Regions from separate parts of the Mus musculus genome. Here region 2 is linked to region 1. A link is a loop called in an ENCODE intact Hi-C map of the cell type or tissue named here. Cell type or tissue: heart. All regions are shown on one strand. Links, peaks and the distances in the headings refer to the core of each region. The heading gives the core; the rest is flanking DNA. Region 1 has its middle 210 kb from the start of Gm34052. Region 2 overlaps Gm34052 (a long non-coding RNA gene).

Region 1 (5,381 bases), core at 188-5,187:
ATTTTGTAGAGGTGCTTTGCAGCTTAAATATTGAAATCCTGTCAGACCAGGAAACTAATTCACTCAATTTATATTTTCAGTTTTTACTGTCTGTATCCCTTTTTTTGCATTACTACAATTTCAAGAAAACAGCTTTGTTCGCAATAGGTGTACACCAGGAAAAAAAAAAGAAAGCAAAGAAACCCCACACATTCAAATTTCCATCATTTTGGAAAGTAGACAGTGAATTGAACAGTTTTTGTATAATGAGATATTCAGGGCAACAGAGCACACGCGCGCGCGCGCGCGCGCGCGCGTGTGTGTGTGTGTGTGTGTGTGTGTGTGTGTGTGTGTGTGTGTGTGTGTGTGTGTACAAAGACACAGAATGTGATAGAAAAGAAACAAAAGAACAAAAATTTGGTAGGTATGTGGATTTTGATTTGAAATCCAAAAGCAGGTGTTATGGTTTAAATAGGAAATGTCCCCTCCCCCATCCCCCAGGACATTTGGGAGCAGGACTGGCAGCTCTTAGGTTTCTGGGAAGTGATTGTATCCAGAGGGCTCTGGCCTCAGGGATAGATTAATTCCCCTGATGGGATGTGGTTAATTCCCCTAGTCGAATCTGGTAGTGTGATTGGGAGGGCTGGAAAGGTTAGACATGGGATTTAGCGGCTGGTGGGTGGGTGGGTGTAAGGGGCATGCATAGGAAATGTGAATCCCAGGTCCTTTATCTTTCATTTCTACCTGCTGACTTCCATAAGGCAAACTGCCTTTTCCATCAGACACTCTATCTACCCTGATTTCTGCCTCACGTCAAGCCCCCAACAAGGTAGGGCAGCTAATCACAGGCTCTGCACCTTTGGAAGCTTTAAGCCCCAGCGAATCTTTGCTTCTTCAAAGTAGTTCTCTTGTAGATTTGTCACAATGACAAAAATGTAGCTAGCACAAAGGGTCATACTACTGATGGCCGGCGTCGTGATTATCTCAGTGGGATTATTAACTAGTGAAAGGTGCTGGAAAAATTGCATTTCTTGGTGGGTAGTGGTTACAGAAATAGATACTTTTATAAAATGTGCTGTGACAGCTTCCATTTTCCTCTCAGAACTATTAAGAGCTGTCAGCTGCCATCACCAGATCCCTGGAATCTCAGAAGGGATAAGTGCCTAGAGAAAGAAAGGAGACATGGACATGGGCTTGCGGAAGCAGAATAGCCAACTGCCATGGGTAAAACCCACCAGAATAGCTGAGCTGAGGGTATCTGTGCACTGGTGGCTGGAGAAGCTCCCATGTGTCACAAATGTGGGAAAAGGGAAGAGCAAATGCTTGTTGGCTTTTCTGTCACGAATTACACTAGGAACTGTGAGGGAAGAGGTAGAGGGGCTCGAGCAAGCTCTCATAAAACCTGGAGTAGACTGACAGGGAGCATCAGTACAGACTGGTGAGTGGCCTGCCTCCTCTCTTCCCCTAGGAACAAAGCATTTGTGCATGTGGGAAAAAGCAAAGGACATCCAGTTCCTTGACAGCCCTAGGAAAACTCACTGACATTGGAAAAGGGAACAGAAATCATATCCCTACTTCTGTAAGAAGGAAGAATGATGACCTAAGAACCACTCAGAGTGAGGGGCAGATATTCTGAAATCCATAACTTGTAACAAGAGGTTGGTGTGTGAAGATGGCTGTCTGTCTGTCTGTTTGCCTGTCTGTCTGTTTTTAATCAGAGTATCAGAGAAGCCATCCCTTAGCTCTTCTACTGCCAACCAGGCACAGTGGGACCTTGTAGACCACTTTGAGCAAAGGAGGCTCACTTGCACAAAGTACAATCTGTCTGGGGACAACTCTGTAAGAACTGGAGGTGGACCAAGCCTTCAGTGCTTGAAGATGGCTCTCAAACTACTCCAGATGCCACCCTCCAGGCCTTCTGGGCCCTGGAACAGTCACTGAGGTGCTTCCATTCGGGGTGGGGAGTTGGGGGTTGGGGTGTAATAGTCATACTCTGCCATCTATCAATCTAGCGGAAGGTTGGAAGCACCCTTTCCCTTATAACAGCAACAATAACACTGAACACATATGTCAGTTCCTGACTTATGTTTAACCCTTTGCAACTGCTGAACTCAGAGTAGACACTGGACACTGTATCTGAGGCAAGGGTGCCATCTGGAGGACAGAGGAGACAGGAACACTTGTTCCCAGGAGTGGACCCTGTTGGGTTGAGTCAGGCATTCACAAATTTGGGTGTTCTGTGTGAGCTGGAGTGGTGATTGAAACATCTTGGGGGGGGGGCAGTGAGGAGGGGTTGGGGGAGGACAGAAGCTAAGTAGATCACCTGCCCTGCAAGCTCCTTCCCCAGGTCATAAACCCCAAAGTGTGTTCACCAAAACCAACACAAAACAAAAGTCTGAGCTTGGAAATTTACATTGCAATGCAGACCAATGGACAAGGAGCAGCATCCGTCAGAAGTGCACTGAATACTGCTGCGGTTCTCTGCCTGTTCTTCTGTAGAGTAAACCCTTACTCTAGAGTGTGTTGTGTGTTTGTGTGTGTGTGTGTGTGTGTGTGTGTGTGTGTGTGTGTGTGTGTGTGTGTGTGTGTGTTGTGTGGGGGTAGGAGGAGTAGGGGGAAGTGATTAAAAACTCTCACCTGAGAGGATTGAGTTAAAAAAAAAAACAGGACAAATCAACCTGTTTATGAGGAGAAGCAGGGATTATGGGAACATATACTGGGTTCAAAACCCTACCTTCTAAGTAGGAGGAAGCACAAGAGATCTGCGAATTTCAGAGACTGTGGTAGTTCTAATGGTTTACATGAGAGTAGCCACCGTAGGCTCATGAGATTGAATACTTTGTTCCCAGTTAATGGAACTGTTTGGGAAGAATTAGAAGGCATGGCCTTGTAGAAAGAGATGTGTTACTGTGGGTGGGCTTGAGGCTTTAAAAGCCAGTACCAGGCTCTCTGTCTCTGTCTCTGTCTCTGTCTCTGTCTCTGTCTCTGTCTCTCTCTCTCTCTCTGTCTCTCTCTGTCTCTCTCTCTGTCTCTCTCTGTCTCTCTCTCTCTGTCTCTCTCTCTTCTACTGTTGCATCAGAATTAAGCTCTCAGCCTGGCTGTTCCCACCATGATGATTATGGAAAAACCCTCTGAAATTGTCATCCCTCAGTTAAATGTGTCTTCCATCGATTGCCTTAGTCATGGTGTTTTGTTGTGGCAAGAGAACAGTAACTAAGACAGACACTTTTTTTTAGGATGACTCCACCAGTGAGCTCAAGTGTAAGACTCTTCTGGAGGCAGTCCTGGCTTTAGTAGAGTGCAGCCCAGGTCTGCTTCTGCCCTTGGGCTATCCATGCACTGTTACATAACTGGTGTACTTAAGAAAGGAAGCTTATCTGGGTGAGTGGGTTCATAGGATCTCAGAGGTTGTGAATGCAGGAGGAATAGCCTTCTCTGGAGATAATTTTCAATGAAACAGCCCCCCTTTACTGGGGGTAAGAAGGCGTATATAAACCTTGGGGAATAGATAGAGGTTTTAGGGGTGAGTGCACATTATTGGCTGGTAATGCTTCATTTGCATGAAAAGGAATTCCAGGTGCTTTTTGGACATATCTTTGTAGGGAGAGAGGACGTTTAACCTTTAATTTGGCCACCAGGCTACATGACTATCTCAGGGGTGGTGAAAGTGAGAGTGTAAGGCTTAGATGCACTGGGACATGCAGACCCAGAGCAAGGAGGAAGCAGTTATACTCCTGCTAGTCTCAGGATAGATGTGGAGGTTTGGATATGTCTCAACCCTGCTCTTGCTTTGGAATGACTGGGCTAGTAGCAGGGCTTTCTGGTCTCACAGTGTAAGGAGCCAGAAAGATGCAAAGATTCACATGTTTGTAGTCTCTAGCCACATGCCAGCCACACTGGACTTTCTCTAGCTCATCTCTAACTCTAACTGAGCTCTGCCAGGAGTCCAGTAACTCTGTAAGAGTGGCTCAGGTTAGTCATATGCCTCAGCGCTCTGATGCGTTTAAAACAGCAACAATAACAACGGCAACAACTATCACCATTCTGATGTCACAACTGAAGTAGCTGTGAGTGACAACGTAGACTTCAAACAAAAGTCTATTCTGCCGAAATATTTGACTTTCAAAGAAAGCATTTCAAACCTAATCAATGCACTAACTCAGAGAGTTTCAAAACATATGAAGAAAAACACCAAAACAACTTAGACATGCAGGATCTATTGCTGTGGCTGTCCTCTGGAGTCCCCAGGGAGACTTCTGTGATACCTGTGCATCAGCCACCTTCCCCTAACCAATACTTCCTGAAGCCCTTCCCAGACCAATATACTACATTTAGTCCAGTTGAGTGGAGTGTACTCATGAAGATACTGCATGCACCATAGAAGAAGAATCCGAAGAAGTGTAAAATAATAGAATTATATGACATGTACTCTTGGATCCTGAAAGACATAAACTGAAAATCAATAACAGATACTTAGGGAATTCCCTATTCTTTCTTCACGTATCAATAAAGGGTCATTAAGGAAGAAAAATGCTGTCTAATCAAAATATTAGAATCTCTGGTCTGGTGGAGACCTAACATTCCAGTTAGGCTAGGTCAATTTCCTGGCCAAGGGAACTAACCCAAGAAAGGATGGCTCAGTTTAAGCCATATGCTTCTGATATAGCAGAATAATGATTTCTTGAATGTGATATTATACTTCTCTGCCCCTAGGGCAGCTTACCAGACCTCAGGTGTGCTAGCTGCACACCTACCCACTCCTCTAAACTATTCAGAAAAGTGTAACTTCTCTATCTTCCCTTTTTCTCTCTTTGCTGAGCCTGCCTTTCCTAACACTGTGGGGTTTTCTGACATTTCAGACTCACTTGCTCTTCTAATCTTCCCTTCTTTGTCATGCCCCTGCTTGTTTGTCATTGTTTGATGTTTGACCTCCAGGTTTGTCTTTCCCCGCTTCTCCTCTCTTGTAAGCACCTGCTCAAGTTCATAGATTATCTGCCCTGACGGATTTTTTTTAACTCTAATAAAATTATACTCAACCCATTCTTAGATCTTTTTTTATTATTGACACTAGGAACCCCAAGAGGTGACCCCAATTTCCCTTGCATCATCTGATGACTACAGAGAGACCCCAAGAGTCCAGTAACAACATTTAGAAAATAAACACATTTCCCTGGGCCCTGGAGTACTTTTCAACCATAAAAAGGAATCATTGCTCGCATTGCTACAATTCATTAAAACTTTACATTAAGTGAAAGAAACCAGACCCAAAAGACTACATATTGCACTGTTGTGAAATGTATAGAATAGGCAAGTTTATGGGAGCAGAAACCTCACTTGCAGTTTCCACAGAAGGAATTAAATTGAAACCCAAGTGTCAACAGCCACACACATTTTTTTCTTCT
Region 2 (5,381 bases), core at 283-5,282, 210 kb after region 1:
CAGTAGAGTTCATCATAGTTTTACATGGCTGTGTCTCCAAGATGCATATGTGGCATGCTTAGGGCAAGCCCACTGGTGCATCAAATGTTCAGACAGTGGTCCTGCTGTCGTTTGCACCTCCTGCACATGGGTCTCTCATCTGATAATCCATGTATTGTACTATGCAGCAGAATAATCAGAACTTGACAAGTGCAGGTCTATCTGTCTCACTACCTGGAATAGGCAGACTTCCACAGGGGACCAAGTAAGTAGAGAAAACCCTGATACGTATTCTCGGATGCTGGAGAAATTTATAACCTCAGAGACCTTTAGCAAAAAATACATTACATTCTCTAAAATTACAAGAAATATCCATTGCTGAAGTCGCAAGTGAGCTTTGGCCTCCTTAAAGTAAGATCGTGGTGCCTGAGCAAGGGAGATGGTCTGCCAGTTGATTTCTCTGTTCCCCCAGTAAGTGTGGAGATTTCCCAGGCAGCCACCTCTTTGTAAGAAGCCGAGTTCCCTGCAAAAAAAAATGACTAATATTTACTGAGTGCTTGCCAGAGTAAAGTCACCTTTCAGATGCTTTTTCTACTTTCCCGCTGTATTTTCATGGCTGTTATTATTATTTCATTTTATAGATGAAAGAAATAGAGGGTTGTCCAAATCCAACTAATCAAATTAAGTTTGATTTCCTGTCCCATCAACTATTGTCCAATTCCAAAGCCTAATGCCCTCACTTAGAGCAACACTAGATTTTAAAGTCATGACATCAGCCCCATGCCACATACCTATATCACATGACCCTCCCTTAAAGTGACATGATGTGACCTAGATGGCAGCTGTTGTCCTTGCCAGGGCAAAAACTCAGGGAGCCAGATGTTATTAATTAAATTTAATTTATTATAGCATAAGTAATTTTTATTATTTAATTTGTTATTATTATTCTGGAGTCAAATATTAGTAAGTATGGCCTAAGGAACAGGAATTAAGGTTGCCTGAAATGCCACATTTTAACGTGGAATTTCATTTCGTAAGATTTTCTATTAACAGAATACAATAAAGTAATAAAACGAAGTATTTTAAGAATACATTGGCAGAAACATCAGGAAGGCAGGCTAAAACTAAATAGGAAAGCCTCTGCTGTAGGCATCAGATGCTATTTGATGAGGTTCTTTGACTTCTTATTTCAGGAAGCCAGGAATCTGTTTGGGGTTTACCTAATAGTCATGAGAATGCAAACGCATAGTTGCTAAGGTAACTACAGCTATCATGAGGTAATTTGACTCTGATCCTACAACACTCCAGCTCTCCACAATCAGAGAAGTGAGAGCCCATGAACACTCTCCTTCAAAGATGTCATTTTGTGTATTTCTAAGCTTTTTCAAAAATGTGATCTTTGTTTACAATAGTTTGAGGCCTCTTTTCTTGGTTTAGATCAAGCTTTTAATCAATAAAATACAGACAGAGGTTTTAGCATTACAAAGAAAAATGTTTTTTAAATGTATGTATTCTTATTGCATGTGTATGAGTGTTTTTCATATATACATATCACATATATATATGAAGCTATGTGTGTATGTATATATGTATGTGTGTGTGTGTGTGTGTGTGTGTGTGTGTGTGTGTGTGTGTGTGTGTGTGTGTGTGTGTTTCACATTCATACATCGTACTTATGAAGGCGTTGAGTCCCCTGGAACTGAAGCTACAGGCAGTTGTAAGTCACTGTGTGGCTTTTGGGATCTTCTACAACACCAAATGTTTCAACCACTGAACCATCTCTCCAGCGCCCAATCAACAGATTATGTTATAGTTAATTATTCTGTGAACTCAAGCAGGTACAATCCCATTTGAATACTTAAAAAAAAAAACCACACATTTTGACTACTCCCCAATCTTAAATACTCTCTCAGACATTTCGTATTCAGCTGGGTGAAGTGGAATCCAATTGTAATATCAGCATGTGGAAGCTGAGACAAAAGGATTTTGTCTGGTAGCCAGCCTCGAGTATAGAACCGAGCCATTCTCAGAAACAAAGGGCTGTTGAGATAGCTCAGCAGGGAAAAGTACTTGCTGCCAAGGCTGGTGGCCAGCATTGAATCCCTGGGTCCTACATGGTTGAAAGAAAGCTGACTCCCACAAATTATCCTCTGACCTGTACATGTTTGCTGTGGCATGTGTGCACATGTTCACATACACAAATAAAGTAACACATAAAGTCATACAAAGAAGGAAGCAAAACAATGCATGTTTATTTCCACTACTTTCTAAATCCAATGCAAATCTTTATTATGATGAACAAAGGCTGTGTTCTCCCTAGAGTGTGTTGGACTGTACATTATCAAAAAATATAACTCACCCTGCTCAAGGGACAGGAGCCTCCATCTTCTGCTGCAAGCAGAATAAAATAGGGGATTTCCAGAATTGTGTCATTCTGAGTCAAAGCACCCTTTTCCAGGACTCAGGCCGTGTCTGCTTTGCTGCTCTGTAATTCTTGGCCTCTGCCCCAGCTTTGGGTCCAAGATAGCTGTTGATGCAAACCCAGACATGTCACATCCCACTGTACAGAGACTAATAAGTAACTACTTCCTCCATGTACCTTTAACTTTTTCCCCTTATTTTTATAGTGCAGAGGACCTGACTATCTTCCCATCTTGCTTTGTAGTTTTGTCTAAAGACTGCTTTGTGGGTTGTTTTTGTTTTTGTTTTTGTTTTTTTTCTCCTGTAAGTTGTTTACTTGAGGATGGAGTCTTTTTCTTAGTCACTGGTCTGAAGCAATCATGTGAAGCCTTTTCTCTTTGCAGGATCAGGAAGGGCATGAAATATGCATTTGGACAGTGAAATAGGAGGAGGAATAGCAAGTGAGGGCACAGAGAGAGGTGTCTGCTGTGACTTTGCAATGAGAAGGGCATCCCACCGTGGCGAGCAATATGGATGCAGCTCGGTGATGTGATCGCAAGGGAAGCAAGGCTGACACAGAAAGGAGAATATTGCCAAAATAATTTGGATTTAAGGTACACCACGTGATATTTGTTGATGGGATTTGAGAAGGGCTGGGTCTGGAGGGGTTGTTTTGTGGGTTTGATTTTATTGGATTAGATTTTTGAGACAAGCTCTTACCATGCAGTTCATGCTGTCCTTGATTCTCCCGCCTTAGCCTTCTGTTTATTAGGACTACAGTCATGCACTGTCATACCTAGACGCAACACGGTTAATTTTTGTTCTTGTTTTTATTGGAGGTGGTGGTGGTGGTTGTTTTGTTGTTGTGGTGGTTGTTAGAAAGTGCCTCACTATGCAGCCCTAGCTGGCCTGGAATTTACCTTGTAAAACAAGCTGCACTTGAACTCACAGAGACATGCCTGTTTCTGCCTCCCAAGTGTTTGGCTTAAAGGAATGCATCACCATGTGCACCTGATGTCTGGTTGAATATATTTTCTGTGAAGTTATTACTAAAAGCAAGCAAATTAGCATATTCACTGCCTCAGTTTTTAGTGTGAAGGTGCAAATGTGTGTACATGTATGTGCGTGACCACAGGGCCCTGTGCGAGCAATGAGAACACCTGACCTCTACTTTTGTTTTTGACAAATCTCACATTACAAACATTGTTATAGACTATAATAGTCACTGTATTCTATATCTGGTCACCCATACTTATTCAGTTTATGCCTGAAAGTTCAGCCCTTGTGATTAACACCTCCAAACTTTCCCCCAGCCCTGACCCCTCAAGCATGATTCCACCCTCTGCTTCTGAGTCTGACATTTTTGTCTTTTCATATAAATGAGATCATGCAACACATGCCCTCTGTGTCAGCCCTGTTCCTGCCATCATGTCCTCTAGACTCCTCTGTGTCACTGCCCATGACAGGATGCCCTTCTCATTATAAAGCTTTGGAGACATCTGTCCCTGCTGCCCCCAACTACTATCCCTTCTCTTGTCTCATTGTCCAAATGCATATTTCATGCCCTTCCTGAACCTGCCACTAGCAAGGAGAAAGGAATATGCATGGTTGCCTCAGACCAGTGACGCTCTTCCAGGCAGCTGAGGAACAAACTTCTTCCCTCAAGTATATAAGCTTATAAGAAATAATAGATAGATAGATAGATAGATAGATAGATAGATAGATAGATAGATAAGGTAAAGATGAAACTGCAAATAAAGACAGAAGGTCTTTGGACTGTCTATAGTTGCCCTATGGTGACTATTATAAAGACCACTGAGAGATTGAACAACGGTCCGGAATTAAAAGACATTAAAAGACATCTTTGGGGAGTGGGTGGGTAGGGGAGTTGGGGGAGGGTATGGGGGACTTTTGGGATAGCATTTGAAATGTAAATAAAGAAAATACCTAATAAAAATATATATGTATATTAATATATATATATATAAAGTTCCGACTCCATATCTTGAAATTAAAAAAAAAAAAGAAAGACATCTTTGGATATTCAGATTCTAAATCCCAGAGAATTTCTTTAAAATCAGCCAAATTACTTTATGGCTACAGCACAAAGAAGTCCCCATAACAATTAAAATGAGAGGCCATGATTCAGGTGAGATTAAAAGGTTATAGAGAATAAAAAATGATTCGCCAATTTAAATGGGGTGGAGAGGAGCTATCCTAAGGACAAGGTAGAGCTCACAAAGCCAAATTCTGAATTACAGCATCAGATATCTATAAACTGGAGTGGACTTTAGGCACTGGAGAACATTTTGGCAAGCTTACTCTCTGGGCTCTCTTCCTGGCTTAGGAAGAGCAGTGAACCCTGACCCCATGATCCCAGCCCCCTTCTTTAACAGCCCTCAAGCACTGAGAGATGACTTCCCAAAGTAAAGTGCGATGTGTAGTAGAAAAACTTGGGAGCTAGGTGGCCGCACAAGGAGATTGCATCACAGATGCCCTTGTCTAAGAGGGCAGATTGTGACTCAGCAGACCCACCCACTGGACTGAAGAAGATGAGGGTGTCATGGATGGTCTGGCTCTGAATGAGTGCCAGGAGCTGAGCAACCAGTTTCAAGTAGATACTGCTGATCCTCAGAATACCCATACACACTTCCAGTTACCCCGAGGCATTTTATTGGAGATCTGTTTGCAATCAACTGGACTTACTCCATCTGAAATGAGTGAACAGTGGCACTCTGTCTTTTGGGTCATTCTTCTGCATGCCATGGAAAAGCAGAGTTCCAAAGATCTTGTTAACCCTTGCCTGTATGAAAGGGATTATAAAATCAATCATTCGCTCAAAGAATCAGTAAGGCAAATGAAATGTTTACAATCCCGCTAAGATATCCCCACATCCCAGGTAATAAGATAGAAACTGAAAGTTAACACTGTGACCTGTCTATAAAGTGCTTAAGTGGATCAATCAAGTGCCTATCATTCGGAGCCAGCCAGTGGCAGACATG

The links. Hi-C counts contacts between places; a loop is a spot of excess contacts. Peaks named below come from ENCODE experiments on the same cell type or tissue, not always from the same donor. Only the 100,000 strongest peaks of a DNase experiment are listed, where the experiment ranks them.
Region 2: it touches region 1 in a loop (2.1-fold over the local background); 2 of 42 quality-filtered maps call a loop at or near these places.

Annotation. Positions count from the first base shown.
Region 1 is chr7:40,069,434-40,074,814 of GRCm38, reverse strand. No RefSeq gene overlaps it. Among named protein-coding and RNA genes, the nearest start is that of Gm34052, 210 kb to the right of the region's middle. In heart, for the core only: a CTCF peak has its summit at 2,138 (motif pointing left); no DNase peak of the experiment used is centred there.
Region 2 is chr7:39,864,325-39,869,705 of GRCm38, reverse strand. It overlaps Gm34052 (a long non-coding RNA gene), which reads right to left. Exons shown (of 4, transcript XR_391385.2): 2 at 5,086-5,182; 3 at 2,339-2,506; 4 at 1-502. Among named protein-coding and RNA genes, the nearest start is that of Gm34052, 3.5 kb to the right of the region's middle. In heart, for the core only: no CTCF peak of the experiment used is centred there; a DNase peak (open chromatin) is centred at 2,485.